Linked DNA regions of Homo sapiens: region 2 is linked to region 1. Evidence: chromatin loops called from intact Hi-C (ENCODE). Cell type or tissue: heart left ventricle. All regions are shown on one strand. Links, peaks and the distances in the headings refer to the core of each region. The heading gives the core; the rest is flanking DNA.

Region 1 (15,124 bases), core at 2,749-10,748:
AACGCAAATTGGAAACTGTGAAAGAAATCTCCATCCTGAGCCAGAGGCTCAAGAATCCCTGGTCGCAGCATGCAAGATCCCCGGGCAGGCCGGCCAAGGCCAGCGACAGACATGGAGAGAGGATCCCTGGTCGCAGCATGCAAGATCCCCTGGCGGGCCGGGCAAGGCCAGCGACAGACATGGAGAGAGGATCACTGGTCGCAGCAATGCAAGATCCCCGGGCGGGCCAGGCAAGGCCAGCGACAGACATGGAGAGAGGATCCCTGGTCGCAGCAATGCAAGATCCCCGGGCGGGCCGGGCAAGGCCAGCGACAGACATGGAGAGAGGATCCCTGGTCGCAGCAATGCAAGATCCCCGGGCGGGCCGGGCAAGGCCAGCGACAGACATGGAGAGAGGCCTCCTCTCACGGCAGACTGTGTGGAGGCACCCACCACCATGGCCGGGTGCTCCTGGGGGCAACCCCGGCAGCCAGGGCACACCGCCTGCCCCCCACCCGAGATCCTCCCCAGCTCCAGCCCTCCCAGCCAGTCTTCCTTCCCGGGCGCTCCCAGATGGGCCACTTCCTGGGCCATACCCACAGACCCCATCTGGCCTGCAGGCCTCACTCCAATACACCCACCCCTGCAGCTGGACCACAGGCTACATCGGACCCCTCAGCCTGGCACCCAGGGCCCTGTGGACTGGCTGCAGCTGCCTTCTCTACCCTGTTTGCCCTTCCCTCATAGACACTCCACCAAGCCTGACTCCCCCTTCTCCACAGGCCCCCTGCCCACCCCTGCCTGGTTTCCAAGGTCAGGAACGAGGCACCTCCTCTGGGAAGCCTCCCTGGTTGCCTTGTCCCCCGCAGTGTCCCGGACATGACCTTGCCCTGATTTTGAGTCTGCCCTTCACATTAAGATCATGAGGTCCCTGCAGGCAGGGAGCCGCGTGCCCGCTGCCCTCGAACACTCCAGCCAGGCCTGGCTGCGGTGTCTCTCAGGCAATGCCTTTCCTCAGTGGAGAAGAATCCAGCTGGACTCTGACGGGCTCTCCCCACGGACCCCGGGACTCTCCCCCGAGGGTGGCAGTGTCAGCCCCAGGTGAACAGATGGCTCAGGGCCAGAGACCTGGGCGGGAGGTCTCAGAGGCCCTTCTGCAGCCTGAGGTCACCATGGAGGACAGACAGCCCGGAGAGGCACAGCTGAGCACTGCAGAGAGAGCACGTGCACGCAACTCAATCAATGGGCTTAATCGGGTAAACGTGCAATCCTCAGCAGCTAAATTTAGAAAGTGTGTGTTTCATTTTCCACCAGCATCTGGTCTGAAGACGTCCCGTTCTCAATCAGAACTCAAGACAACGAACGGGTGGGATGGGATCAGCTGCCCCTGGCTTGGCTTCCCATGAACAGGGCCCAGAACCCGGGGGCAGCCCTGGGGTCGGGGACCAGGTCTGGCCAGCACTGGGGTGGGTGGGCAGGGCTGAGCCTCCTGCTCTGAGACCCCCCAGGCACCTTGCTGCATGGGCTGGTGCCAGCGAGAAGGGTGAGGACACCCTCGGGGGGGCCAAAGGTCTTTATAGGCACTGCCTGCCCTTAGGAATCATTGAGGCCTGACACACCCTTTTCTCTGAGGGGGAAACTGAGGCACAAAGAGAGAAAGGCACCTGCCCAGGGTCCCCAGAGACATGGTATCCTGCCTTGAAACAGTTTCTCATTGGCAAGGGAGATATTTCCGTCCAGGTCTAGCAAGACAGGGACCCTGGGAGCTGGGTCAGGGCTGGGAGGGCGTAGTCAAAGCCACTTCTACCTGGAGCCACCCATGTGGCCAGAGCTGGGCTCCATCGGCCCATCCAGATCCCTGGGCAGGGCAGCCCACGCCGGCGAAGTGGGGCAAAACACTCAATGCTGCCGTGAATTGCCCCGGTTCCCCCCTGCACACGCTGCGCCCCCTGAAGGACCCTAGATCTGCAGGGAAGGTGCCCATGGGACCAGAGGCCCTTCTGGCACACAGGGAGGGTGGCAGACTGGTGGGCAGGCAGCGGGACGGGGGGTGCTCCCAGCTGGAATGATCCGAGCAAATTTGGAGGAAAATAGACTTCCAGGCTGTGGGGAGCAGGTGTTGGGAGGCGGGGGCAAGAAGGGACCTTCACCTGCCCTAGCCGCAGTGGCCGGGGGTGCTCTCTCTTGGGCAATCGGCAAAGACGATGTGGAGAAGCACCAGCCCCCTCCCCTTCCTGTGGGCACCCACACCCAGAGCCCTCATGCTGCCCTCTCTGATGGAGGCCAGGGTCGAGTGTGCACACCTTTGCAGGAGGTGAGCTGGAGGGGACATGGCAGGGGCATGGGAGACAGTACAGGAGGGAGTGCCTCCTGGACAGACCCTCCCCTGGACCTCCTGCTGACCTGGGCTGACCCTGGGCCCCTCGGCCTCACAGTCATGCCCCAGGGGTGCCAAGGGGCAGAGACTGGTGGGACCCAGGGACACTGGGCCCTGCCCTTTCTTCTTACCCCACGCCAGCCGGGCCCAGTGCACACTTCCTTGTAAACCAACTGTCGCCTGCACAGGGCCGGGCGCCAGCACACACCGTCTGCCGAGCGCCGTTCATCTCCGCGCTTGCTCATTTCCACGGCTGCCAACAGGCACGCTCTGAGCATCCCCAGGGCTCTGAGCCAGGTGGCTGGGAGCGCAGTGTGACCCTGCCCTGGGGGAGGCCTCAGCCCAGGGACCTGCAAAGCCAGCACACAACCAAGTTGCCAAGAACTTTACTAATGCTGAGGCAGTAGGTGCCAGGCGGGCCTGGAGGGACCTTGGCGGATGCTCAGTTGGGGTGGGGTGGCAGAGGCAGGCAAGGGCCAGATCGTGGAAGGCCTTCGAGGCCAAAGAGGAGGCGGTGAGAGGCGAGTTCTGGAAGACCACTGAGATGGACGGCCACGTGCGTGGGTGCATGTACTGTGTGTGCACGTGTGTGGTTTGGGTGCATGTGAACATGTGTTGTATGTACACATGTGTTTCCCTATGTGTGTGGGGGTGGGTATACATATGTGTGTGCACGTATGTGTGTGGTATGCACACGTGTATGTGCATGTCTGCACAAATGTGTGTGCCTTCGTGTGTGCGTGTGCATGTGTGTATTGCCTGTCCCTAGAGAGAGAGGCAGGGAGCAGGCGATCTGGCTATGGCCCCTGCTTAGCCAGGTATGACTTGAGGGTGGTTCTGAAGGGGTGGAGGCTGCAGGGGTGGAGCAAAGAGTGGGACATGGGACAGGAGAGAAACCCCCAGGCTGAGTCGGATGGTGGGCGGGAGGGTGTTCCCAGGATCTGGGCCCCCTAGTTGCGGTGGGTGCTATTTGCCCAGCAGGGAGGCCTGGAGTCAGGGTCTGAGGTTGAGTCCTCAGGGATGATGAATTTGAGATTTGGGCAGAGCTGTCCAGCTGGCCAGAGGAGGTCTAAGTCAGTCTTGGACAGGAGTAGGAGCTGGGCACTGCATGGAGCAACCCTAGAGAATGTGGGGGCCTCTGGAACAGGAGTCCGTGCTCAGAGAAGAGGGGCTCGCAGCCCACCAAGGCACCGAAATTGGCAGAGTGACCCCGGGCCATAACCCAAGCCTGCTCCCTCCCAGCCAAGCCCTCCATGACCCGGGGACCTGCTGTGGCCTTGCTGCTCCCTCACCTGCCCACTGGGCCCCAGGGCAACACTGAGCACCTGACCCATGGGGGCTGCCCTGCCCCACAGAAGGCGAGAGGCCTGGCGGCCCTGTCTGGGCTGGGGACTGTGGGAGGGTCTTGGGAGCAAAGCCCCGGGGAGGGGCCCCAGCAGCACCTCAGGTCCCCATGCTCACCCCCACCCAAGGTGCACCCTGGCCCCAGAGCTCCCCAGGAGGCCTCAGCTGGGTGGTCTCTTGGGACACTCTAACCAGATGGGCCATGCTGCCCACACCCTCCCCTGCCTGCAGGTCCCCACCTACCCTGGCCCAGGAAGACCAACCCTGCCCTCTTCACCAGACTCCAGGAGCCACAGTGCCCACGACAAGGCTGCATATGCCCACTCAGTGCCAGTTTCCAGGACACTAGGAGAAGGGACTAGCCTGACCCTCAGGCCATGCCTGCCAGCACAGCCTGCATAGCCACCCACCCCTGCCTCTCCAGGCCTCCCAGGAGACAGAGCCACAGGTGACGGCTAAGCCCTGGGGAGTCACCACTGACCTTGGAGGGAGGAAGGGAGGAGGGAGGAGGGAGGAAGGAGGAAAGGTGGAGGGAGGAAGGGAGGAGGGAGGAAGGAGGAAAGGAGGAGGGAGGAAGGAGGAAAGGAGGAGGAGGGAGGAGGGGAGGAGGGAGGAAGGAGGAAAGGTGGAGGGAGGAAGGGAGGAAGGGAGGAGGGAGAAAGGAGGAAAGGTGGAGGGAGGAAGGAGGAAAGGTGGAGGGAGGAAGGGAGGAGGGAGGAAGGGAGGAGGGAGGAAGGGAGGAAAGGTGGAGGGAGGAAGGGAGGAGGGAGGAAGGGAGGAGGGAAGAAGGAGGAAAGGAGGAGGGAGGAAGGAGGAAAGGAGGAGGAGGGAGGAGGGGAGGAGGGAGGAAGGAGGAAAGGAGGAGGCAGGAAGGAAGGAGGGAGGAGGAAACAGAGGAAGGAAGGAGGGAGCAGGGAGGAAGGGAGGAGGGAGCAGGGAGGAAGGGATGAGGGAGCAGGGAGGAAGGGAGGAGGGGAGGAGGAAGGAAGAGAGGAGGGGAAGAGGGAGGAGAGAGGAAGGGAGGAGGGGAGGAAGGAGAGAGGAAGGGAGGAGGGGAGGAGGGAGGAGAGAGGAGGGAAGCGGGAGGAAGGGAGGAGGGGAGAAGGGAGGAGGGAAGAAGGGAGGAGGGAGGAGGAGAGGAGGGAGGAAGGGAGGAGGGGCCCTCACTCTTTTCCTGGCCAGAGGGAGAGAGATGATGAGAGCCCAAGTCTCAGCAGCAAATTCAGCCCCACACTGGACAGACCAGGTGTTCCCAGCTGAGCCCCCCAGGTGTGGGGGCTCACTCCAGACTGAGCTGAGCCTCCCATCGCAGGGGCTCTGGACCCCAGCTGCCCACAGTTCATCATCTTCTCCACCCTGGCTGTACTCCACAGCCATCAAAGGACCCTGGAAACCCAGTCTCCCCTCCTGGAGATCACAACAGGCCAGGCGTGCTGTGGGCTCTGAGAGCCGTGTCACGCTGCACTCGGGCCCTGCCAGCCAGCAACTATTCCCACCTCTGTCCTCCCCAGGGACCCCATTGAGGTCCCTGGCCCCTTCCCCAGTCCCTGCAAAGAGAGGCCCCTGCGCCTGCTATCCCCGCCTCACTAACACATGCCTCCAGCCTCCAGCCTCCAGCCTCCAGCCTCCAGCCATTTGGAACCTAAAACAGCTTTGCTGGTGCCCTCTGACTACCCAGGGTGGTGTGAGAGCGCTGGTCAGCCCAGAGCCCGGGGACCCCTGGGCGTGAGCCTCACTTCCCTATCCTCTCTGAGGAAACACCCCGAGCCCAGGTGCCCTCCCTGCAAGAGGCAGCAACCGGGCCCCACCCCCCACAGCCCCTGCCCGGCCTCTGGCCTGCTCACTGTCCGCAGGTGACAGGGGTTCCTGGAGGAAAGGTCCTCACCCCCGGGACCATCTTCCACATGCTCTCCTTCGTCCTGGTGAGCTCCACTCCTCCTCCCAGCAGAGCTCCTGGACTGCCCACTTCTCTGCAGCCCAGGCAGGACCATCCAGGTCAGTGCACCTGCCTCCTGCTGCTGACAAAGCCAAGTCCCTGCGCCCCGGTGTTCTGCCCGGCCTGCTGCATGCTGAGGCTCGCAGGCCACGGACTTCTCAGAACAAATCCCCCCTGAGAAGCCAGCTCTGGGCCACGGGGACACACTTCTAGGGGCCTGCCTTCCCGTGCGGGCTCAGCTCTCCTGGGCAGCCTGGGTACAGCATGGGCGCCCGAGGACATACGCAACCCACAGCTGATTCTGCCCGGGGGTGGTTTCCACGGGGAGCCTCGATTTCCAGGTGAAGCACATCATCAGTGCACGTGGCACCAGGGAGAGGAGCTTGCATGGCCCCAGAGTGGGGACACAACCGGCGAGGCTCTCCCCACTTTTAGTGCGGCTGGCAGCCCGGGCAGCCTGGGGCTCCTCTGCTGGCTGTGGGGGGAAGGGGGTTGCTGGAAGCCAGGCCCTTGCCACACTTGGCCCTTCCGGGACTGGAGGGTCCCACGGCCCAGTGTCCAGGGTTCTGCATCTCAAAGGAGAGTCAGGGCCCCCGAGGCCAGTGACAGAGCTTGTGCCGCCCGCACCTGGCGGCAGCTGCTTTGTCTACAAAGGCAGTGTTTAATTTTGCTTTCCACAACCAGACTGCATTCTGGATACAGCTGAGGAGACAGATAAGGAACCTGTGCGTGGGGGAAATACGCCCCTGCCAGAGGCCCTGTGGGTGCCCGGGAGAGAAGGGGCCCCACGGCACAAGGAGCTGGGGCCACCTTCCCAGGTTGTAAACGGCTGTGAAGGTGAGTCCGTGTGTCCTGCCTCCTTCTAGAAAAGCCTCTGACCTGGCTTCAGGCAGGGACTGACCTGGGGAAGGCGCGGTGCCCCCTGCCCAGGCGCGGCCCCCGCCGGCCCCTGGCACACCCAGCCACCTCCCTTGGTTGCTCAGTAAGAAGCTGAAGGTGGGAGCCTCAAAGAGCTCGGTGCACATACATCAAACGCCACCCAGGGAGACCCGCAGCCTCCAAGGAAACAACGGGAGACCCGCCACGAAGCCGGACGCGCGATGCCTGTGAAGGAACCTCCTGCGATGTTGATGGCAGCAGCTCGTCGAGTTTCCTGGGTGCCCGGGGAGACTGCACTGCTGCCCTTCGGAGCATGAGGCAGACACTCAAAGCCGGGCTCCAGGGGAAAATTCAAACGTTTGAAGGGACCAAACGGCCAACATCACCCGGGACCCCCAGTGTGGGCACATCCGTGGAGGGAGTCGATGGCTCTGAGGGGGTTTGGGGAGCCGGCAGGGGCTCTGCCTAACCCAGGCACCCAAAGCCACGAAGGAGCGGGGAGAGGTGGATGGCAATGGCTGGTCTGATTTTCTCCCTTGTCTTTTTCTGTATTTTCCAAAGCATCTCCTCTGAGTGAGTCTTGCTTTCATGATCAGGGAAAAAAGAAACATACAAGAGCCGCCAACATAAGAGCCGGTGTAGAGTCCGAAGGAAAACGCAGATCTGAGTGCACTTTGAAGTCAGAAAGCCCCCGGGGAGGCTCCTGCTGTGCGGACACACCGTTCCCACCTGTGCCAGCCTCAAGGCACCGAGACTGAGCCGCTCCAGCTCCAGCTCAGTGAGAATGGCGGGGACACATACTCCAGCAGCCCTGAACCCCAAGAGCCACAGCCTCCCGCTGGAGTACTCCAGGGGACAGGAGCACACCGGCCCGGATGGGCCTCAGCAGCCCCCGGCCAAGTAGGGCCATGCTGCCAGCCTCATCCACATGGAGATGCCAGGGAGGCCAGGCCACCAGCAGCCCCAGGTGCACATGCAGTCAGCCCCACAAAACCTGCCTGCCTCTGCTCCCAGCACCACCACCCACACCACAGCACACTGGTCCTCCCCGGACACCTGAGCACGTACACAGCGGGGGCCGGGAGCCAATCTGGAAGGGGAAGAGTGGAAGGAGGACCCCCATTTACCTTTGCTGGCTCAGTATTAGGGGGCAGCCTGAAGAAGGCTCCCACCTCTGAGTTCAGTGGGGCCCCACATCCAAGCTGTTCGATCCTCCCAGAGGGAAACACGGCCCCAACCTCAGGGATGGGAGGGGGCAAAGGGTGGGCACTTGAAGCTCAGCCATGGGCACTGGTGGGTAACAGGCAGGCAGGGTGCCCAGGTTCTTCCACCCAGCCCGTGTGTGCACCGGGAAGAGAAGGGAGCACTGCCACAGACCCCTCCCCACCTGACGGACGGGAAAGACCTCCAGGCGCCTCCCAGGGGCAGCTCCTGTGACAGCCCCTCCGGACGGGGGAGTTGGGGACCCTCCCTGCTGTGGGAGGGCGGCGGTGTCCGTCCAGGCAAGCCTGCACGGCGGGCTCTGACCCTCCACCTCTGGCATCCGGCCCCAGGCACTGAGAGGCTCAGGGATCAGGAGTGAAGGCTCCCAGAGCCTGGAGAGTGCACTGTCTGGGCAGCTCAGACCCTCATCATGCCCAGCAGGGGCCCCCGGGCCCAGGGCGCTGAGTGTGGGGGCCGGGTGCACACCCCAGCCTGTGCCATGGGCCCGGCCACGTGCCCAGCAGTCATTTGCATTCTCCCCCACCCGTTAGCCCCAGGAGCTGGATCAAGCTGCTCTAAATGAAAGCCCGTTACCACGGATACACAAGAACTGGGGTAAGGCAAATTGCACAGGGGACGGGGTGTGCTGTCAGCCATGAGGGGCCAGCAGGGCAGGGGGCTGGCCCCAGTGCTGTCCCACGGCCCCCAACCTGGGCCCCCTGCTGTCCACCTGCCCCAGTCCCAGCCGGAGTGCTCAGTTATTCACCCCCAAGCTGCACTCCCAAGCGGACCTGACCCCCATCCCCATCACTGCCCACCGCTTCAGGGCTGAGGGTGTGAGCCAGGAAGATGAGAGAGTCGGCAGCCAGGTGCCAGCCCCAGCATTGTGGGGTCCTCACCGCCTCATCTGCAGAGTGGGGCCTGGCCTCACTGTGGGCAGCCATGGCCGTGAGTCCCAGAGGAGGCAGCACGAAGCTGACGCCTGGTAAATGCACGAGGCTCCATACAAGCCCCCCAGTCTGGGACCCCGAAACCCAACAGGCAGAGCCGAGCCTGTCCTGGAGCAGGCCAGAGGCCCACACCACCCGGGGCACCTTGCCAACCACCACCCTAATGTGCACAGGTAACTGAGCTGGCATCAGTGGGGGCAGGCACCGACTCAAAGGAAAGGGACACGATTCCGGCTCAACCAAGAAGGAGCCTCCCAGAAAGGCCCCCAGGATGAGGGTAGGCCCAGCACCCAGCACAAGACTGCCCTCCCTCAGCATCCACCACCCAGGCATGGGGCGGGGACAGTAACAAGGGGTAGGAACGGAGAGGCAGGGACTGTGATGAGGGGCAGGGCCAGCAGCAGAAGGGTACACAGCAGGAGTCCTCTATCCTGGGAACCGTTGCCCCTGGACCTGATACTGTTTCTGCATATAGGACCGCTGGCTCCTCCCGCCCCCAGGCCCTGCCAGAGTTGGAAGCTCTCCAGGACTCTGGAAGCTCTGGAGAAGGGGGCGCAGCTTGCTCCCCTCCCCCATCTGGTCTCCCCTTTCCCCGGTGTCCATTCCAGACAGCGCTGAAAGCCAGGGCCCCAAGCCCGGCAGGGGCTGTGTGCAGCTCCCCAGGCGCAGCTCCACCCTCAGATGGCGAAGACCTGTCTGGGCATATCTGGAGAATGTGGCATTGACAAGCCGGAGCCACCTCTGTGAGGCACAGGCATGCACAGAGCATGAGCACACACACACACACACGCACTTGGGCACACACCATGTAGGCACAGGTGCAGACCCTCACGAGTGCAGGCAGACACACGCACACACGCACACACGCTCACCACTGCCATGGTTCTTGCCTGGGAGCGGCCGCCCAGAGAGCAGCAGGGGCCCCCAGGGGGAGCAGAAGCGGCAGATAGCGGTGTGCACACACACACACACGCACACGCACACGCAGGGCAGCCAGCCACAGGCCTGCCACTCCAGGGCATCCCAGCAGAAGCTCAGGAGCTCAGGGGACCAGCTCCACACCCCAAAGTCTCCACACTAGACCCCAGAGCTGTCCGCCACATCGGGAGGCCTTCGCCCTTCTGACAGTGACAACACGACCAAGAAGGAAGCATCGTGAGCTGCAGGGGCACCTCTCCCAGACCCCCCCAGTGCAGCAGGTGGGCAGAGAGCCATCCCCCAAGAATGAACCCACCCCCTCTCTGCCCACACGAAGGGACACACACTGAGAGCTCTTGAATTGCACGCCAGGCTCCTCTGCACGTGGCGGCCCCACCTGCCCTGGGGTGCTAGCAGAGCCCCAGTTCTCCCCAGGTGACATCACGGGACATCAGGGTCACTGAACTGAACCCTGAACCGTATTGTCCCTGGGCTCCAGGAAACAGAGACGCACTCAGCAGGAGAAGAACAATGTTCTCTGGCTTGGTGTGGGTAGCCAGGGCCTCACTCACCCACGGGCAGAATGTTGGCGCTCAAGAAAAGCCACCTGCTCTCCGGATCCGGCCCTGGGTCCTCAGGCGGAAGAGCTGGGCCAGGAAGGGGGCCGGCTGTCGGGGGAGCCATCATGGAGGGACTGAGGACTGTCGGTGGGGGCAGCAACTGAAAGCTGGGACTGGCTGGGATCACCAGCTGGGGCCGGCCGTCCACAGGAGGCAGGAGGAGGCTGCTCTGAGGTCTCTCTGCTCCCGGGGCCCCCGGTGTCCCTTGTCGGGGTGTAGCCTGGGCCAGCAGCGCATCACACACCTAGAGAGAGCAAGAAGGCCAGAGGGAGTTGGTGGGTGAGGTCTGTCCAGGCAGGTGCATAACTCGGGGGAGGGAGCACAGTGTGTGCCCAGTGACCCCTGCTGGCAGGCGCTGCATTGCAGCCCAGCTTCACTGCCCCTCATAGGTAAATAGGCCAGCGCAGTGGGGCTGGGTAGCTGTGTCTGAAGAGTCAGGTGGGAAGAACCAAAGGGCAGGGGAGGAGAGCCACAGGACCCTGCCCTGAAACCCCAAGTCTCTGGGGCAGTCACAGAGGAAGCCAGAAGACCAGGGACCCGAGGCCACAGCTTCCTCCATGCTCCAGCTGTTTCTCTGTGTTGACACTTTCCCCACAGCTTGATGAAATTTAAAGGCAAAACAGGAGTCGCTTTACAGAAACCAGCCAGTCTCCCAGGAGCACATTTGCAAAGCAAGAGGTGCCTGGGGTGTCTCTGAGGCCGGCCCCCCCAGCCCCTCCTGCTGTGCTGGGTACAGGAGGTACTTGCCAGCCCTCACAGCACAAGGGGCCCCCACGGCCCCGAGGAGGAGCCACAGGCATGGCGGGCAGCCCTTTCTCCTTTCTCCAGCCCTGTGGTCTCACCAGTGTCACTCCTGAGGCCAGGGTCTCAAGCCCTTTTGGTCACCACGCACGCAGCCCATGCAGTGAATCAAGGCCCCTTTGGTCTCCCTGGTAATGTCTGCCAAGGGCAGCCCCGCTTGGCTGAGCTCCAAACCCCTAATTCTCACTGCTCCCAAGAAGGGGCCCCAGGCTCCAAACAGCCTCCTCGTCCTGGCCCAGGGGTTCCGTCCCACCAGCCTCTGCTCAGCCTCCCTGCCCAGAACCCGCCTTTCCACCACATCACCCGCCAACTCCTCACTCTCAGGCCAGCTCCTTTCAGAGCCTTTCTGGCCACCTTTTCCTTGGTGCCTGCCCCTCAGGGAGGTGAGTGCCCTCCCTGGGGAGGGGATTAACAGGGGCCAGGTGGAGGCCTTGGCCATTAGGCCTGGATTCTTCCCAGCCTGCCCAGCACAGATGGACATCAGGAGTCCTGGGCCCTCAAACACACAGAGCCATGCTCTGCCAGGTGGGAAGAACAGCCAGGGCTGGGAGGGGCAGGCTCCTGTCGGCATGTCTCTCTCCCCAGGGCCCTAGAAGGAGCCCTGGCAGGTAGGACCCCCACCCTTGACCTCGCCTCCCTCCTCGCACCCAATCCCCAGGAAGGAGGGCCCCTTGGCCACCTGTCCCCTCACCCTGCACACCCCAGGCCCTGGCCCTCCAGCCTCACCCACCCCCTCCAATCGGCACAGACCTAGACTTGGCTGGCCCGGCACCTCTGGCAGCCCTGGCCCCAGAAGATGGCAGGGAGAGGGCATTGGGCCACCACCCACCCCGGGGCCCCCAGGACTCCCAGCTCGCTCTCGACCAGAGGCCTCCCTCCTCACCCAAGCCTGGTGGTGCCCAGCCCTCTCTCCGGAGCCTCTCACCGCACTGCCCTGGCTCCAGGCTCACCCCCAGGCATGGGGTCTCCCAGCCCGGGTTCCCCGAGGCGGCTGGAATGAGCACTCAGCCCCTCAGCCTCAGGGCCCTGGAGGCTTGAGCTGATCCAGCCACCGTCCCAGCCGGAGACCGGCAGGTTCCTGAGCAGTTCCTGCGGCAGTGGGAGTGCAGGAGCCGTGCCCCGACACGTCTGCCGGCGCAAGGGCCGGGCGTGGGCTCCGCTGGGGCTGGCACAGTCCAACCTAATTAGGCAACAACGCCACGTCGGCTGCCGCAAGCCTAGGCGAGGCCACGGAGGACCATGAGGTCAGCCGTTGGCGTGGGCCCCACAGCACGGCACCGGGCGAGCCAGACGCAGGACCCCATGCAGGACAGATGCAGTCCACGCTTGCCCACCCAGTCCTGCCCTGAGAGCCACCGTGGTCCCAGAGTGGCGCCCTTACTTCCAGCCACACTGGTCTCTGCGGCTCCTGGAGAGCTGGAGAGGGCCTACAGGTCAGAGGAGCACTGGCTGGTCTTGTCATGGGGCCATCCCCAGCGAGGCCTGCTGCTCCCCGCCCTGGCCATGGAGTGCTGGCCGATCCCCAGGAGCCCAGACCCTGGCCTAAGAAGGGGACATTGCCGGTGCCAGGCCTTCAGCCTCTGCTCAGACCCTGGACCTGCTGCCTTGGGCAACTCTCACTGACAACGTCACTCGGGGCCAGGCTGGACCGGGCCATGCTGGGGACAGGGTGGAGAGGTCCCCTGGACCCTGTCCCCATTGAATCAGGAAGCACAGCCCAGGCCCAGGCCCAGCTCCGGGCCGAGTGCCCAGGGTGCAACGACCACACACAGACCAGCAGATCTTCCTCTAGGCAGGGACCTCTGCCCTCGAAGCCCCCGGAGGATGAAGTGTCACCCACTCAGCAGGTCCTACAGCCCTAAGTTCCCAGCCTGCCCGCCCACTGCTCTCACCCACAGGGAGAGCCCAGGTACCTGCTCAGGGCCAGCGAGTCCAAGCCGGCTCCCACCCCTGGAGGGCTCCCACCCCCGGAGGGCTCCCACTTCTGGAGGGCTCCCACTTCTGGAGGGCTCGCCGGCTGCTTCTGTTTCAATACCTGCGGTGGCCCCTCACGCTGTGTCCCTTGGATCGCGAGCTCCCAGCAGAGGTACCGGAGGCCCCCACAAGCCCCGGCCTGCTCCTCTGACATCCTCCCATCCTCCCTCCCACCTTCTGCGGCAGTGCCCAGGAAGTGGGGTGCCACACCCTTGGCTGGTATCCCCTGGCTCAGGAAGCCCCCTGAGGGCAGGTAGAAGTGGGAGCCTCAGCCTCTCCAGGAAAGATGTCACAGAGGGGCTCCCTCTCCCTCCTGGCCTGAGGCCCCACTGGCCACCCAGCCCACAAGAGAGTCCACTCTCAGGAGGGAGAGATTGAGGCCCAGAGAGGGCAGGACCCTATCCCGGAGAAACCACCAGCAGGGGCGGCTGAGCTGGGGCGGGTTCGGCTGCCCCCAGCACCTGACTCGTCCCAGACCTGCGGCCCCGGGCCCCCACGAGAGACCCAGAGGGTGAGGGGACAGCCTGCCTGCCCCAGCTGCCCTCCTGGCCCCAGGGCGCCCCACTGCAGCCCACTGCCCAGCTCCTCAACGCCCCCAGGAGCTCCACCCGGTGGGCCCCTAGCCGCCGGCACCCGCTGTCACACAGAGGCCACCTCCTGCTACTTCCCTGCTACCCTGACTTCCGTCTCCAGGCTGAACGTGGGTCCCAGGTATGGAGACCCCCGGCCAAGACGTCCTGGGCATAGGAGGCAGACCAGGCCCCATGCCAGTGAGCCTATGGCTGGGCCTCTGCCACTCTGCCAGGGGCCACTGGCTGCCCACAGTCCTCCCCACTCTCCCAGCCCAAGGCCCCTCTGTGAGGCCCTGCTCCCACCCCTGGACTTAGCGGATGCAGGGAACACAGACCTAAGGCCCCGGAGAAGCCACAGGCCCCAGCAAGCTCAGCCGCTGCCCCCAAGCTGGTGGGGTTGCTGGAGCCCGCCTGGCTACGCCCACCTGCTGGCCTGGCCGCACAGGGAGACAAAGAACCCAGCAGCCCCGACCCCACAACCGTGTCAGGAAGTGCGAGGCTGAGGCCAGGCCCCTCCATGCTCACAGCGGGCAGGAATGCCAGCCTGCACATCTGCGCTCAGGGGCCAGCTTCATGGAGGGAGTGGAGCCCGCCCAGCTCGCCGGCACTCTGGAGACAGAGGGAGGGGTGTTTGACAAGGGAAGGGAAGACCGCGAGGGGCCAGCCCTAGGTCAGCGTGGGAGCACTGGGCCGAGCTCGTGTGTGTAGGCCGGGGACTCCGCCACTCTGACCCGGAGGGAAAGGCCCCCAGGACCCCATGGGGACTCAGGAGGCTGCTCACGGCAGCCCCGAACCAGGGACTTTGGGAGGCCATGGGGTGGGGGACACCCCGGAGCCCCACTCAGTGTTAGAAGCAAGAAGGGGAAGCTTAGTGCCAGGTGGAGAAAGTAAAGATCAGAACGGGGTGCTTGGCCAAACACGGGGCCATAGACACTGCTCCCCAGAGTGTGGCCCACATAACCCTGGGGTCCTCAGAATCTTCCAGGAGCCTGCAAGGTCTAAGCTGTTTTTATGTAAAGGAGGTGTCCCTTCCCCGCGCTGACATCTGCACAGATGGTGAAAGGCTCTGATGGGTGACACCCTGGGCCTCGGCTCAGATACAGTGTCCTTCACCAGTGCGTGCTCAGAATTAAAGCAGAGAAGAGGCCATTTCCCTAAGAAGGTCTTTGTTGAAACAGCACAAATGATGAACTGTACCAAAGCTCAGTTCCGTGCAGGGAGCCAGGGAGAACAGAAAGCTGCCGCAGCAAAGGGCGTTTTCCTGGGAGGAGGCTCTCGAGCGACGGGGACTCCAGCTGAATTAGCCGGGGGACCCACAGTATAGTGGGGAGCAGGACTTTCCTGGAAAGACAGCTGAGACACTGTGGTGCTGCCGGCCGTGTGCTGCATAGGTATTTCCTCAAAAATGCATGAGCCCAGCGCAGTGCCTCACTCCTGTCATCCCAGAACTTTGGGAGGCCAAGGCAGGTGGATTGCTCAACTGAGGAGTTTCAGACCAGCCTGGGCAACATGGTGAAACTCCATCTCTACAAAAAAAAAAAAAACACACCAAAATTAGCCAGGCGCGGTGG
Region 2 (15,124 bases), core at 3,692-11,691, 220 kb before region 1:
GATTCTCACCTGTGCGTGTGGTTGCTGCTGCGGGCTGTCAGATGCTCACCTGGGGTTGTGGGTGCTGTTCCAGGCTGTCAGATGCTCGCATGGGGTTGTGGGTGCTGCTCTGTTCGGTCAGATGCTCGCCTGGGGGCGTGGGTGCTGCTCCATGGGTTCAGATGCTCGCCTGGAGGTATGGGTCCTGCTCCGGGAGGTCAGATGCTCACCTCGGGGTGTGGGTGCTGCTCCAGGTTGTCAGATGCTCACCTTGGGTTGTGGGTGCTGCTCCAGACTCTCCGATGCTCACCTGTGGTTGTGTGTGATGCTCCAGAACATCAGATTCTCACCTGGGGGTGTGGGTGCTGTTCCAGGCTGTCAGATGCTCACCTGTGGGTGTGGGGTGCTGCTCGACGATGTCAGAGGCTCACCTGGGGATGTGGGTGCTGTTCCAGGCTGTCAGATGCTCACCTGGGGGTGTGGGTGCTGCTCCAGTCTGTCAGATGCTCACCTGTGGGTGTGGGGTGCTGCTCCACGATGTCAGATGCTCACCTGGGGGTGTGGGCACTGCTCCAGGCTGTCAGATGCTCGCCTGGGTGTGTGGGCACTGCTCCTGACTCTCCGATGCTCACCTCTGGTTGTGGGTGCTGCTCCAGACCATCAGATGCTCACCTGGGTGTGTGGGTGCTGCTCCAGGTTGTCAGGTGCTCACCATGGGCTATGGGTGCTGCTCCCTGTTGTCAGATGCTCACCTCGGTGTGTGGGCACTGCTCCGGGCTGTCAGATGCTCGCCTGTGGCTGTGGGCGCTGCTCCAGACTCTACGATGCTCACCTGTGGTTGTGGGTGCTGCTCCAGACAATCAGATGCTCACTTGGGGTTGTGGGTGCTGCTCCAGGTCATCGGATGCTCGCCTGGGAGTGTGGTTGCTGCTCCAGGCTGTCGGATGCTCACCTGGGGGTGCAGGGTGCTGTTCCAGGCTGTCAGATGCTCACCTGGGGGTGTGGGTGCTGCTCCAGGCTGTCAGATGCTCACCTGTGGGTGTGGGGTGCTGCTCCACGATGTCAGATGCTCACCTGGGGGTGTGGGTGCTGTTCCAGGCCATCAGATGCCCACCTGGGGGTGTGGGTGCCGACCCAGGCTGTCAGATGCTCGCCTGTTGGTGTGGGTTCTGCTGCAGGCTGCCGGATGCTCTCCTGGGGGTGTGGGTGCTGTTCCAGGCTATCAGATGCTCGCCTGGGGGTGTGGGTGCTGTTCCAGGCTGTCAGATGCTCACCTGGGGGTGCGCGTGCTGTTCCAAGCTGTCAGAGGCACACCTGGGCCTGTGGGTGCTGTTCCAGTCTGTCAGGTGCTCACCTGGGGGAGTGGGTGCTGTTCCAGGCTGTCAGATGCTCACCCGGGGATATGGGGTGCTCTTCCAGGCTGTCAGATTCTCACCTGGGGGTGCGGGAGCTGTTCCAGGCTCTCAGATGCTCACCTGTTGTTGTCGGTGCAGCTCCAGGATTTCAGATGCTCCCCTGGGGGTGTGGGTGCTGCTCCATGCGGTCAGATGCTCCCCTGGGGGTGTGGGTGCTGCTCCGGGCTGTCAGATTCTCACCTGTGCGTGTGGGTGCTGCTGCGGGCTGTCAGATGCTCACCTGGGGTTGTGGGTGCTGTTAAAGGCTGTCAGATGCTCGCCTGGGATTGTGGGTGCTGCTCCGTTCGGTCAGATGCTCGCCTGGGGGCGTGTGTGCTGCTCCATGGGTTCAGATGCTCGCCTGGAGGTATGGGTCCTGCTCCGGGAGGACAGATGCTCACCTCGAGGTGTGGGTGCTGCTCCAGGTTGTCAGATGCTCACCTTGGGATGTTGGTGCTGCTCCAGACTCTCCGATGCTCACCTGTGGTTGTGTGTGATGCTCCAGACAATCAGATTCTCACCTGGGGGTGTGGGTGCTGTTCCAGGCTGTCAGATGCTCACCTGGGGGTGTGGGTGCTGCTCCAGGCTGTCAGATGCTCACCTGTGGGTGTGGGGTGCTGCTCCACGATGTCAGATGCTCACCTGTGGGTATGGGTGTTGTTCCAGGCTGTCTGATGCTCACCTGGGGGTGTGGGTGCTGTTCCAGGCCGTCAGATGCTCGCCTGGGGGTGTTGGTGCTGTTCCAGGCTGTCACATGCGCACCTGGTGGTGCAGGCTGTTGTTCCAGGCTGTCAGATGCTCACCTGGGCGTGTGGGTTCTGTTCCAGGCTGTCAGATGCTCACCTGTGGGTGTCGGTGTTGCCGCAAACCATCAGATGCTCACCTGGGGGTGTGGGTGCCGACCCAGGCTCTCAGATGCTCGCCTGTGGCCGTGGGTTCCGCTCCAGGCTGCCGGATGCTCTCCTGGGGGTGTGAGTGCTGTTCCAGGCTGTCAAATGCTCACCTGGGGGTGTGGATGCTGCTCCAGGCTGTCAGATGCTCGCCTGGGGGTGTGGCTGCGGTTCCAGGCTGTCTGATGCTCACCTGTGGGTGTGGGTGCTGCTCCAGACCATCAGATGCGCAACTGGGGGTGAGGATGCCATGTGATGCGGTCAGATGCTCACCTGGGGGTGTGGGTGCTGTTCCAGGCTGTCAGATGCTCACCTGGGGGTGCAGGGTGCTGTTCCAGGCTGTCAGATGCTCATCTGGGCGTATGGGTGCTGTTCCAGGTTGTCAGATGCTCGCCTGGGGGTGTGTGTGCTGTTCCAGGCTGTCAGATGCTCACCTGGGGGGGCAGCGTGCTGTTCCAGGCTGTCAGATGATCACCTGGGTGTGTGGGTGCTGCTCCAGGCTGTCAGTTGCTCACCTGGGTGTGTGGGTGCTGCTCCAGGCTGTCGGATGCTCGCCTGGGGGTTTGGGTGCTGCTCCGTGTGTTCAGATGCTCGCCTGGGGGCGTGGGTGCTGCTCCAGGTTGTCAGATGCTCACCTTGGGCTGTGGGTGCTGCTCCACGCTGTCAGATGCTCACCTGGGGGTGTGGGCACTGCTCCAGGCTGTCAGATGCTCGCCTGGGTGTGTGGGCACTGCTCCTGACTCTCCGATGCTCACCTGTGGTTGTGGGTGCTGCTCCAGATCATCAGATGCTCACCTGGGGGTGTGGGTGCTGCTCCAGGTTGTCAGATGCTCACCATGGGCTATGGGTGCTGCTCCCTGTTGTCAGATGCTCACCGGGAGGTGTGGTCACTGCTCCGGGCTGTCAGATGCTCGCGTGGGGCTGTGGGCGCTGCTCCAGACTCTACGATGCTCACCTGTGGTTGTGGGTGCTGCTCCAGACAATCAGATGCTCACTTGGGGTTGTGGGTGCTGCTCCAGGTTATCGGATGCTGGCCTGGGAGTGGTGGGTGCTGCTCCAGGCTGTCGGATGCTCACCTGGGGGTGCAGGGTGCTGTTCCAGGCTGTCAGATGCTCACCTGGGGGTGTGGGTGCTGCTCCAGGCTGTCAGATGCTCACCTGTGGGTGTGGGGTGCGGCTCCACGATGTCAGATGCTCACCTGGGGGTGTGGGTGCTGTTCCAGGCCGTCAGATGCTCACCTGAGGGTGTGGGTGCCGACCCAGGCTGTCAGATGCTCGCCTGTTGGTGTGGGTTCTGCTGCAGGCTGCCGGATGCTCTCCTGGGGGTGTGGGTGCTGCTCCATGCGGTCAGATGCTCCCCTGGGGGTGTGGGTGCTGCTCTGGGCTGTCAGATTCTCACTTGTGCTTGTGGGTGCTACTGCGGGCTGTCAGATGCTCACCTGGAGTTCTGGGTGCTGTTTCATGCTGTCAGATGCTCGCCTGGGGTTGTGGGTGCTGCTCCGTTCGGTCAGATGCTCGCCTGGGGGCGTGGGTGCTGCTCCATGAGTTCAGATGCTCGCCTGGGGGTACTGGTACTGCTCCGGGAGGTCAGATGCTCACCTCGGGGTGTGGGTGCTGCTCCAAGTTGTCAGATGCTCACCTTGGGCTATGGGTGCTGCTCCATGCTGTCAGATGCTCACCTGGGTGTTTGGGCACGGCTCCAGGCTGTCAGATGCTCGCCTGGGGTTGTGGGCGCTGCTCCAGACTCTCTGATGTTCACCTGTGGTTGTGGGTGCTGCTCCAGACCATCAGATGCTCAACTGGGGGTGTGGGTGCTGCTCCAGGCTGTCGGATGCTCACCTGGGTGTGCAGGGTGCTGTTCCAGGCTGTCAGAGACTCACCTGAGGGTGTGGGTGCAGCTCCAGGCTGTCAGATGCTCACCTGTGCGTGTGGGGTTATGCTCCACGAAGTCAGATGCTCAACTGTGGGTGTGGGTGCTGCTCCAGGTTGTCGGTTGCCCGCCTGGGGTTGTGGGTGCTGCTCCAGGCTGTCCAATGCTCACCTGGGGGTGTGGGTGCTGTTCCAGGCCGTCAGATGCTCGCCTGTGGGTGTCGGTGCTGTTCCAGGCTGTCACGGGCGCACCTGGGGGTGCAGGCTGCTGTTACAGGCTGTCAGAGGCTCACCTGGGCATGTGGGTGCTGTTCCAGTCTGTCACATGCTCACCTGGGGGTGTGGGTTCTGTTCCAGGCTGTCAGATGCTCACCTGTTGGTGTGGGTGCTGCTCCAGACCATCAGATGCGCACCTGCGTGTGTGGTTGCCGACCCAGGCTGTCAGATGCTCGCCTGGGGGTGTGGGTGCTCTTCCAGGCTGTCACATGCTCACCTGGGGGTGTGGGTGCTGCTCCAGGCTGTCGGATGCTCACCTGGGGGTGTGGGGTGCTACTCCAGGCTGTCCGATGCTCGCCTGGGGGTGTGGGTGCCGTTCCAGGCCGTCAGATGCTCGCCTTGGGGTGTGGGTGCTCTTCCAGGCTGTCACGTGCGCACCTGGGGGTGCAGGGTGCTGTTGCAGGCTGTCAGATGCTCACCTGGGGGTGTGGGTGCTGTTACATGCTGTCAGATGCTCACCTGTGGGTGTGGGTGCTGTTCCAGGCTGTCAGATGCTCACCTGGGGGTGTGAGTGCTGTTGCATGCTGTCAGATGCTCGCCTGGGGGTGTGGGTGCTCTTCCAGGCTTTCAGATGCTCACCTGGGTGTGTGTGTGCTGTTCCAGGCTGTCAGATGCTCACCTGGGTGTGCAGGGTGCTGTTCCAGGCTGTCAGAGGCTCACCTGGGCATGTGGGTGCTGTTCCAGTCTGTCAGATGCTCACCTGGGGCTGTGGGTTCTGTTCCAGGCTCTCAGATGCTCACCTCTGTGTGTGGGTGCTGCTCCAGACCATCAGATGCGCACCTGGGGGTGTGGGTGCTGCTCCAGGCTGTCGGATGCTCGCCGGGAGGTGTGGGTGCTGCTCCGTGCGTTCAGATGCTCGCCTGGGGGTGTGGGTGCTGCTCCTGGTTGTCAGATGCTCACCTTGGGCTGTGGGTGCTGCTCCACGCTGTCAGATGCTCACCTGGGGGTTTGGGCACTGCTCCAGGCTGTCAGATGCTCGCCTGGGGGTGTGGGCGCTGCTCCAGACTCTCCGATGTTCACCTGTGGTTGTGGGTGCTGCTCCAGACCATCAGATGCTCACCTGGGTGTGTGGGTGCCGTTCCAGGCTGTCAGATGCTCGCGTGGGGGTGTGGGTGCTGCTCCAGGCTTTTGGATGCTCACCTGGGGGTGCAGGGTGCTGTTCCAGGCTGTCAGATGCTCACCTGGGGGTGTGGTTGCTGCTCCAGGCTGTCAGATGCTCACTTGGGGGTGCAGCGTGCTGTTCCAGGCTGTCAGATGCTAACCTGGGGTTGTGAGAGCTGTTGCAGGCTGTCAGATGCTCACTGGGGGTGTGCGTGCTGCTCCAGCCTGTCAGATGCTCACCTGGGGGTGTGGGTGCTGTTCCAGGATATCAGATGCTCACCTGGGGGTGTGGGTGCTGCTCCAGGCTGTCGGATGCTCACCTGGGGGTGTCGGTGCTGTTCCAGGCTGTTGGATGCTCACCTGGGGGTGTGGTTGCTGCTCCAGGCTGTCAGGTGCTCACTTGGGGGTGCAGCGTGCTGTTCCGGGCTGTCAGATGCTCACCTGGGGTTGTGAGAGCTGTTGCAGGCTGTCAGATGCTCACTGGGGGTGTGCGTGCTGCTCCAGCCTGTCAGATGCTCACCTGGGGGTGTGGGTGCTGTTCCAGGATATCAGATGCTCACCTGGGGGTGTGGGTGCTGCTCCAGGCTGTCGGATGCTCACCTGGGGGTGTCGGTGCTGTTCCAGGCTGTTGGATGCTCACCTGGGGGTGTGGTTGCTGCTCCAGGCTGTCAGGTGCTCACTTGGGGGTGCAGCGTGCTGTTCCGGGCTGTCAGATGCTCACCTGGGGTTGTGAGAGCTGTTCCAGGCTGTCAGATGCTCACCTGGGGGTGTGGGTGCTGTTCCAGGCTGTCAGATGCTCACCTGTTGGTGTGGGTGCTGCTTCAGGCTGTCAGATGCTCACCTGGAGTGTGGGTGCTGCTCCAGGCTGTCTGATCCTCACTCGCGGGTGCAGGGTTCTGTTCCAGGCTGTCAGATGCTTGCCTGGGGGTGTGGTTGCTGTTCCAGGCTGTCAGATGCTCGCCCCGGGGTGTGGTTGCTGTTCCAGGCTGTCAGATGCTCACCTAGGGGTGTGGGTGCTGCTCCAGGCTGTCCGATGCTCACCTGGAGGTGAGGATGCCATTCCTTGCGGTCAGATACTCACCTGGGGGTGTGGGTGCTGCTCCAGGCTGTCGGATGCTCACCTGGGGGTGTGGGAGCTGTTTCAGGATGTCGGATGCTCACCTGGGGGTGTGGGTGCCGTTCCAGGCCGTCAGATGCTCGCCTGGGGGTGTGGATGCTGTTCCAGGCTGTCAGGTGCGCACCTGGGGGTGCAGGGTGCTTTTCCAGGCCGTCTGATTCTCATCTGGGCGTATGGGTGCTGTTCCAGGCTGTCAGATGCTCGCCTGGGTGTGTGGGTGCTGTTCCAGACTGTCAGATGCTCACCTGGGGGTGCAGGGTCCTGTTCCAGGCTGTCAGATGCTCATCTGAGCGTATGGGTGCTGTTCCAGACTGTCAGATGCTCACCTGGGGGTGCAGGGTGCTTTTCCAGGCTGTCAGATGCTCACCTGGTGGTGTGGGTGCTGCTCCAGGCTGTCAGATGCTCACCTGGGTGTGTGGGTGCTGCTCCAGGCTGTCGGATGCTCGCCTGGGGGTGTGGGTGCTGCTCCGTGCGTTCAGATGCTCGCCTGGGGGTGTGGGTGCTGCTCCAGGTTGTCAGATGCTCACCTTGGGCTGTGGGTGCTGCTCCACGCTGTCAGATGCTCACCTGGTGGTGTGGGCACTGCTCCAGGCTGTCAGATGCTCGCCTGGGGGTGTGGGCACTGCTCCAGACTCTCCGATGCTCACCTGTGGTTGTGGGTGCTGCTCCAGACCATCAGATGCTCACCTGGGGGTGTGGGTGCTGCTCCAGGCTGTCGGATGCTCACCTGTGGGTGTGGGTGCTGCTCCAGACCATCAGATGCTCACCTTGGGCTGTGGGTGCTGCTCCATGCTGTCAGATGCTCACCTGGGGGTGTGGGCACTGCTCCAGGCTGTCAGATGCTCGCCTGGGGGTGTGGGCGCTGCTCCAGACTCTCCGATGCTCACTTGTGGTTGTGGGTGCTGCTCCAGACCATCAGATGCTCACCTGGGGGTGTGGGTGCTGTTCCAGGCTGTCAGATGCTCGCCTGGGGGTGTGGATGCTGCTCCAGGCTGTCAGATGCTCACTTGTGGGTGTAGGGTGCTGCTCCACGATGTCAGATGCTCACCTGCGGGTGTGGGTGCTATTCCTGGCCGTCAGATACTCACCTGGGGGTGTGGGTGCTGTTCCAGGCCATCAGATGCTCGCCTGGGGGTGTGGGTGCTGTTCCAGGCTGTCACGTGCACACCTGGGGGTGCAGGCTGGTGTTCCAGGCTGTCAGATGCTCACCTGGGGGTGTGGGTGCTGTTACATGCTGTCAGATGCTCGCCTGGGGGTGTGGGTGCTGTTCCAGGCTGTCAGATGCTCACCTGGGGGTGTGTGTGCTGTTCCAGGCTGTCAGATGCTCACCTGGGGGTGCAGGGTGCTGTTCCAGGTTGTCAGAGGCTCACCTGGGCATGTGGGTGCTGTTCCAGTCTGTCAGATGTTCACCTGGGGGTGTGGGTTCTGTTCCAGGCTGTCAGATGCTCACCTGTGGGTGTGGGTGCTGCTCCAGACCATCAGATGCGCACCTGGGGGTGTGGGTGCTGCTCCAGGCTGTCGGATGCTCCCCTAGGGGTTTTGGTGCTGCTCCGTGCGTTCAGATACTCGCCTGGGGGTGTGGTTGCTGCTCCAGGTTGTCAGATGCTCACCTTGGGCTGTGGGTGCTGCTCCACGCTGTCACATGCTCACCTGGGGGTGTGGGCACTGCTCCAGGCTGTCAGATGCTCGCCTGGGGGTGTGGGCGCTGCTCCAGACTCTCCGATGCTCACCTTTGGTTGTGGGTGCTGCTCCAGACCATCAGATGCTCACCTGGGGGTGTGGGTGCCATTCCAGGCTGTCAGATGCTCGTCTGGGGGTGTGGTTGCTGCTCCAGGCTGTCGGATGCTCACCTGGGGGTGCAGGGTGCTGTTCCAGTCTGTCAGATGCTCACCTGGGGGTGTGGGTGCTCCTCCAGGCTGTCAGATGCTCACCTGTGGGTGTGGGCTGCTGCTCCACGATGTCAGGTTCTCACCTGGGGGTGTGGATGCTGCTCCAGGCTGTCGGATGCTCGCCTGGGCTTCTGGGTGCTGCTCCAGGCTGTCCAATGCTCACCTGGGGGTGTGGGTGCTGCTCCAGGCTTTCCAATGCTCGCCTGGAGGTGTGGGTGCTGTTGCAGGCCGTCAGATGCTCGCCTGGGGGTGTGGGTTCTGCTCCAGGCTGTCGGATGCTCACCTGGGGGTGTGGGTGCTGTTCCAGGCTGTCAGATGCTCACTGGGGGTGTGCGTGCTGCTCCAGGCTGTCAGATGCTCACCTGGGGGTGTGCGTGCTGTTCCAGGATATCAGATGCTCACCTGGGGGTGTGGGTGCTGCTCCAGGCTGTCGGATGCTCACCTGGGGGTGTGGGTGCTGTTCCAGGCTGTCGGATGCTCACCTGGGGGTGTGGGTGCTGTTCCAGGCCGTCAGATGCTCACTTGGGGGTGCAGGGTGCTGTTCCAGTCTGTCAGATGCTCACCTGGGGGTGTGGGTTGTGTTCCAGGCTGTCGGATGCTCACCTGGGGGTGCAGGGTGCTGTTCCAGTCTGTCAGATGCTCACCTGGGGGTGTGGGTGCTCCTCCAGGCTGTCAGATGCTCACCTGTGGGTGTGGGCTGCTGCTCCACGATGTCAGGTGCTCACCTGGGGTATGGATGCTGCTCCAGACCATCAGATGCTCACTTAGAGGTGGAAGGTGCTGCTTCAGGCTGTCAGATGCTCCCCTGAGTGCAGGGTGCCAACTTAGTTTCTCAGCTGCTCACCCAAAATCGTGAGTTGTTGTTTGAGTCCATCAGAGGCTCACCTAATTGGTGGTACCGTTCCAGGCTGTCCGATGATCACCTGGTGGTGGAGGGTGTTTTTCCGGCTGTCAGATGCTCATCTGAGGGTGGAGGGTGCTGTTCTAGGTTGTCAGATAATCACCTGAAGGTTGGAGAGGGGTGGTGCTGTAGGGTTTCAGATGCTCACCTGGGTGTGGGGGTGACTTCCCAGGCTGTCAGATGCCCTCCTGGTATGCAGGGTGATGTTCCAAGCTGTCAGATACTCACCAGGGGGTGTGGGGTGCTGTTCCAGGCTCTCAGACACTCAGCTGAAGATTGAAGTGCTGATCCAGGCTGTCAGATTCTCACCTAAGTGTGGTGGTGCCATTCTAGGCTGTCAGATGCTCACCTGGGTGTGTGGGGTGGCGTCCTTGGCTGTCAGATGCTTACCTGCGTGTGTGGGGTTGTGTTTCGGATTGTCACAAGTTCACCTGGGGCTGGAGAATGCTGCTCCAGTCTGTCCCATACTCATCTATGGGTTTGGGTGCCATTCAATGCTGTCAGATGCTCACCTGCCGGTGTGGAGTTCTATTCCAGGTTGTCAGATCCTCACCTGGGATTGGAGAATGCTGTTTCAGGCTGTCACACATTCACCTCGGGGTGTGAGTGCCGTTCCAGGCAGTCAGATGCTCACCTTGGCCTGTGAGGTGCAGTTTTAGGCTGTGAAGTGCTCACCTGGTGCTGGAGGGTACTGTCCCAGGCTGCAAAGTTGCTCACCTGGGGGTTTGGGGTGCCGTTCCAGGCTTTCTGATGCTTACCTGGGGGTGTGACATACCGTTCTAGGCTGTCAGATGCCCCCCCGAAGGCGTGGAGTGCTGTTTCAGGCTATCAGATGCTTATTGGGGGTTTGGGGTGCCATTTGGATGGTGTGATGCTCACCTGGGGGGTTGGGGTGTCATTTAGGGCTGTCAGATGCTCACCTGGGGGTGTGGGTGCTGTTGCAGCCTGTCAGCTGCTCACCTGTGGTGTGGGTCTGGTTTCAGGCTGTCAGAGGCTCACCTGGGGGTGTCAAGTGCTGTTTCCTGCTGTCAGATGCTCACCTTGCATGGGGGAGAGCTGATCCAGGGTTTCAGATGCTCACCTGGGGGTCAGGGTGACATTCTACGTTGTCAGAGTCTCATCTGTGGGTGTGAGGTGCTGTTCCCGACTGTCAGATGCTCACCTGGGGGTGTGGGGTGCTGTTGCAGGCTCTCAGACACTCACCTGAAGGTCGAAGTGCTGATCCAGGCTGTCAGATTCTCACCTCAGGGTAGTAGTGCCATTCTTGGCTATCAGATGATCCCCTGGGGGTGGAGGGTGCTGTTTTCGGCTATCACATGCTCACCTGGGGTAGTGGGGTCCTGTTCCAGATTGTCACAAGCTCACCTGGGGTTGGAGAATGCTGTTCCAGGCTGTCACACACTCACCTGTGGGTGTGAGGTGCTGTTCCAGGCTGTCAGATGCTCACCTGGGGATGTAGAGTGCCATTCCAGGCTGTCAGATGCTCACCTGAGGGTGTAGAGTGCCATTCCAGGCTGTCAGATGCTCACCTGAGGGTGTGGGGTGCCATTCCAGGCTGTCAGAAGCTCACCTGGGGATGTAGAGTGCCATTCCAGGCTGTCAGATGCTCACCTGAGGGTGTAGAGTGCCATTCCAGGCTGTCAGAAGCTCACCTGAGGGTGTAGAGTGCCATTCCAGGCTGTCAGAAGCTCACCTGAGGGTGTAGAGTACCATTCCAGGCTGTCAGATGTTCACCTGGGGATGCAGAGTGCCATTCCAGGCTGTCAGAGGCTCACCTGGGGATGCAGAGTGCCATTCCAGGCTGTCAGATGCTCACCTGGGGATGCAGAGTGCCATTCCAGGCTGTCAGAAGCTCACTTGGGGATGCAGAGTGCCATTCCAGGCTGTCAGATGCTCACCTGGGGATGCAGAGTGCCATTCCAGGCTGTCAGAAGCTCACTTGGGGATGCAGAGTGCCATTCCAGGCTGTCAGATGCTCACCTGAGGGTGTGAGGTGCCATTTAAAACTGTCAGATGATCAGCCAGGTGCGATGACTCGTGCTTGTAATCCCAGCACTTTGGGAGGCCGAGGTGGGTGGATCACCAGGAGTTCAAGACCAGCCTGGTCAACATGGTGAAACCCCGTCTCTACTAAAAATACAAAAATCAGCCTGTAGTCGCAGCTACTCAGGAGGCTGAGGCAGGAGAATCGATTAAACCTGGGGGCGGTGGTTGCAGTGAGCCAAGATCGCACCACTGGCCTGTAGCCTGGGCGACAGAGAGAGACTCCATCTCAAAATAAAACAAAACCATCAGATGCTCACCTGAACATGAAGGGTGCTGTTCCAGGCTGTCAAATGCTCACCTTGGGGTGGTGAGTGCTGCTGGAGGGTTTCAGATGCTCACCTGGGTATGGGCACTGCTGTTCCAGGCTGTCAGGTGCTCACCTGAAGGTTTGAGCGTTGATCCAGGCATTCAGATTCTCACCTAACTGGGGGGTGCCGTTCTAGGCTGTCAGATGCTTATGTGGGTTGTCATTCCTGGCTGTCAAATGATCACCTAAGGGTGGAGGGTGCTGTTTTAGGCTGTCAGATGCTCACCTGGGGTTGTGGGGTCCTGTTCCAGATTGTCACAAGCTCACCTGGGGTTGGAGAATGCTGTTCTAGGCTGTCACACACTCATCTGTGGGTGTGGATACCGTTCCAGGCTGTAAGACACTCACCTGGGGGTGTGGGGTGCTGTTTCAGGCTGGAAGATGCTCACCTGGGGGTGGAAGGTGCCGTTCCAGGCTGTAAGATTTTCACCTGTTGGTTGGGGGTGGTGCTATAGGGTTTCAGATGCTCAACTGGGTGTGGGGGTGCATTCCCAGGCTGTCAGATACTCACCTGGGGGTGTGGGGTGCTGTTCCAGGCTGTAAGATGCTCCCCTAGGTGTGTGGGGTGCCATCCTTGGCTGTCAGATGCTCAGCTGGGTGTGTAGGGTTCTGTTTTGGATTGTCGCAAGTTCACCTGGGGCTGGAGAATGCTGCTCCAGTCTGTCCCACACTCACCTGTGAGTGTGGGTGCCATTCCAGGCTGTCAGATGTTCACCTGTGCTCACCTGGGAGTGTGCGGTGCTGTTCCAGGCTGTCAGATGCTCACCTGTGGGTGTGGGGTTCTATTCCAGGCTGTAAGATGCTCCCCTGGGGTGTGGGGTGCTGTTCCAGGCTGTAAGATGCTCCCCTGGGGTGTGGGGTGCTGTTCCAGGCTGTCAGATGCTCACCTGGGGATGTGGGTGCCATTCCAGGCTCCTGACAGCTGTATAAACTGGATATAATGCATGAGCAAATGTTTCCAGGCACCAAACAACAGGCAGCAAAGAGCTGTGACCTGAGAGACAGGAGGCCGCAGAGAGGCTTTTCTGAACATCTTGGGCATTCAGTTGAGACCCCAGAAAGGCCACACCCTAAAATTAAGATTGTACTTTAGGACTAAGTTCAAAAACGAATCCTCCCCTAGCAAAGTACAAGATAAAGCCTGGCAGGGCCAAAATGATCCACCAGTAATCTACCTGCCCCCCAGAGTGAAATCAGCCCCCTTGCAGGACAGCACCACAGCCCTGTCTACCACATGCCAGACACAGAGCCCAGCGCAAAACCAAGAACTGCTAGGCACACAGAGAACCAGGGAAATGGGACCCGTAATAAGAGAAGAAGTACTTCATAGAAACAGACCCTGAGATGGCTTAGAGGTTTGGAATTTACACACAGGGGCTTTTAAAAGCAGTGACATAAACATGTAAAAGAAATGTTTGCTAGAATGAGTGAGCTTGATGGAGAATCCTAGCAGAGGAATATGAAAAAAAAAAAACAGTAATAATCAAGTGGAGATCCTAGATCTGAAACGCAGCATATCTGGAATTAAAAACTTACTAGGCAGGCACAACAGCAGATTGGAAACTGCCAAAGCAGGATTAGTGAACTCAAGTATAGACCAAAGAAAATTATCCAATCTAAGGAAATTATCCAATCTAAGGAAAAGCAGGGAAAACAAAAAACAAAAAACAAAACTCTGTTTCAAACGATGAGAGCTGAGCTGAGCATCATGGCTCACACCTGTAATTCCAGTACTTTGGGAGGGCGAAGTGGCAGCATCACTTGAGCCCAGGAGTTTGAGACCAGCCTGGGCGACAGAGTGAGACTCCCTCTCAAAATAAAAGAAAGAAAAAAAAATTTTCTAGAAGAGATGGAGTCTCACTCTGTCACCTAGGCTGGAGTGCAGTGCCACAATCTCAGCTCACCGCAACCTCCACCTCCTGGGATCAACCAATTCTCCTGCCTTAGCCTCCTGAGTAGCTGGGACTACAGGCACCCACCACTATGCCTGGCTAAGTTTTGTATTTTTATTGTATTTTTAGTAGAGACGGGGTTTCACCATGTTGGCCAGGATGGTCTCGATCTCCTGACCTCTGGATCTGCCCACCTCAGCCTCCCAACATGCTGGGATTACAGGCGTGAGCCACTGCACCTGGCCTCTAAAAAACTTTTAAAAATTAAAAAAATAAATGAAGAAACCTTCAGTGACCGGTGGGACAATTTCAGGCCATCTAGCATACATGTGATTGGACTCCCAGAGAATACGGAGAATGAATGGGACAAATATACACAGGTATTTGAAGAAATAACAGCAGAAAAATTCCCAAGAAGCTCAACAAATCCCAAGAGGAAAAATAGAAAGAGAACCACCCCTAAGAAGGCACATCTTGGTCAAGTTCCTGAAAAAAAAAGATAAAGAGAACATCTTAAAAGCAACCAGAGGGGTGAACAAATGACATACAACAACACGAATGACAGCAGATTTGTCCCAGAAACAATGGAACCCAGAAGACAATGGGACAGCACCTTTAAGGCACTAAAAGAAAAAAGTACCAAGCCAGAATTATCCATCTTGTTAAAATGTCCTTCAGAAACGAGGGTGACATTAAAGACCCGTTAGACAAATGGAAGCTGAGAGATTCGTCATCAGTGAATGACACCACAGCAGATCCTGAGGGAAGGTGGTGAAATTGAAGAGAACTGATGCCTGATAGAAATTCTCTGCTGGAAGAAATGAAAAGCATCTGCAAATACAAAATGATGTATTTATTTCTTCTTTTAATTTCTTTGAACAAAGCTATCTAAATTAAAAACAGGCCAGGTGTGGTAGCTCACACCTGTAATGCCAGTACTTTGGGAGGCCAAGGTGGGAGGATGGCTTGAGACCAGAAGTTCCATACCAGCCTGGGCAATATATCAAGACCCCATTTGTACAAAAAGATTTTAAAATGAGCTGGGTGTGGTGGCATGTGCCTGTGGTCCCAGCTACTCCGGAGGCAGAAGTGGGAGGATCACTTAAGCCCAGGAGCTCAAGGTTGCAGTGAACCAAGATCATGCCACTGCACTCCAGCCTGGGCAACAGACAGAGACCCTGTCTCAAAATATATATATAATTAATTCACTTGAAATAATGCACTATGTGAGGAAATGCATCGCTCAGTGTAGGACAACGATAACACAAAGTATGGGAATAATGGAATTTACTGCTGTGGGGATCTCACATATTAGGTAAAGTGGCCCCATATTAACTGTACATAGACTGTGGTAGGGTGCTCACCTGGGAGCTGGGGGCTTGTTCATAGCTGTAAGGCTACGTATTGTAATCCACAAGGCAATTGCTAGAAAGATAATATAAAGAGGCATAGTTAGGGCCAGGC

What was found. Hi-C counts contacts between places; a loop is a spot of excess contacts. Peaks named below come from ENCODE experiments on the same cell type or tissue, not always from the same donor. Only the 100,000 strongest peaks of a DNase experiment are listed, where the experiment ranks them.
Region 2: it touches region 1 in a loop (4-fold over the local background); 3 of 110 quality-filtered maps call a loop at or near these places.

The regions. Positions count from the first base shown.
Region 1 is chr1:2,425,664-2,440,787 of GRCh38, reverse strand. It overlaps a transcript of PLCH2 not described here. Among named protein-coding and RNA genes, the nearest start is that of PEX10, 21 kb to the right of the region's middle. RefSeq lists a silencer at 10,440-10,617. In heart left ventricle, for the core only: no CTCF peak of the experiment used is centred there; no DNase peak of the experiment used is centred there; H3K27me3 peaks cover 4,065 bases.
Region 2 is chr1:2,646,124-2,661,247 of GRCh38, reverse strand. The region is part of intron 6 of TTC34 (tetratricopeptide repeat domain 34); the gene reads left to right. Among named protein-coding and RNA genes, the nearest start is that of MMEL1, 21 kb to the right of the region's middle. RefSeq lists enhancers at 2,261-2,772, 3,285-3,796, 3,918-4,809, 5,700-6,204 and a silencer at 4,844-5,138. In heart left ventricle, for the core only: no CTCF peak of the experiment used is centred there; DNase peaks (open chromatin) are centred at 6,787, 7,187, 7,857, 8,197 and 2 weaker places; H3K27me3 peaks cover 1,818 bases.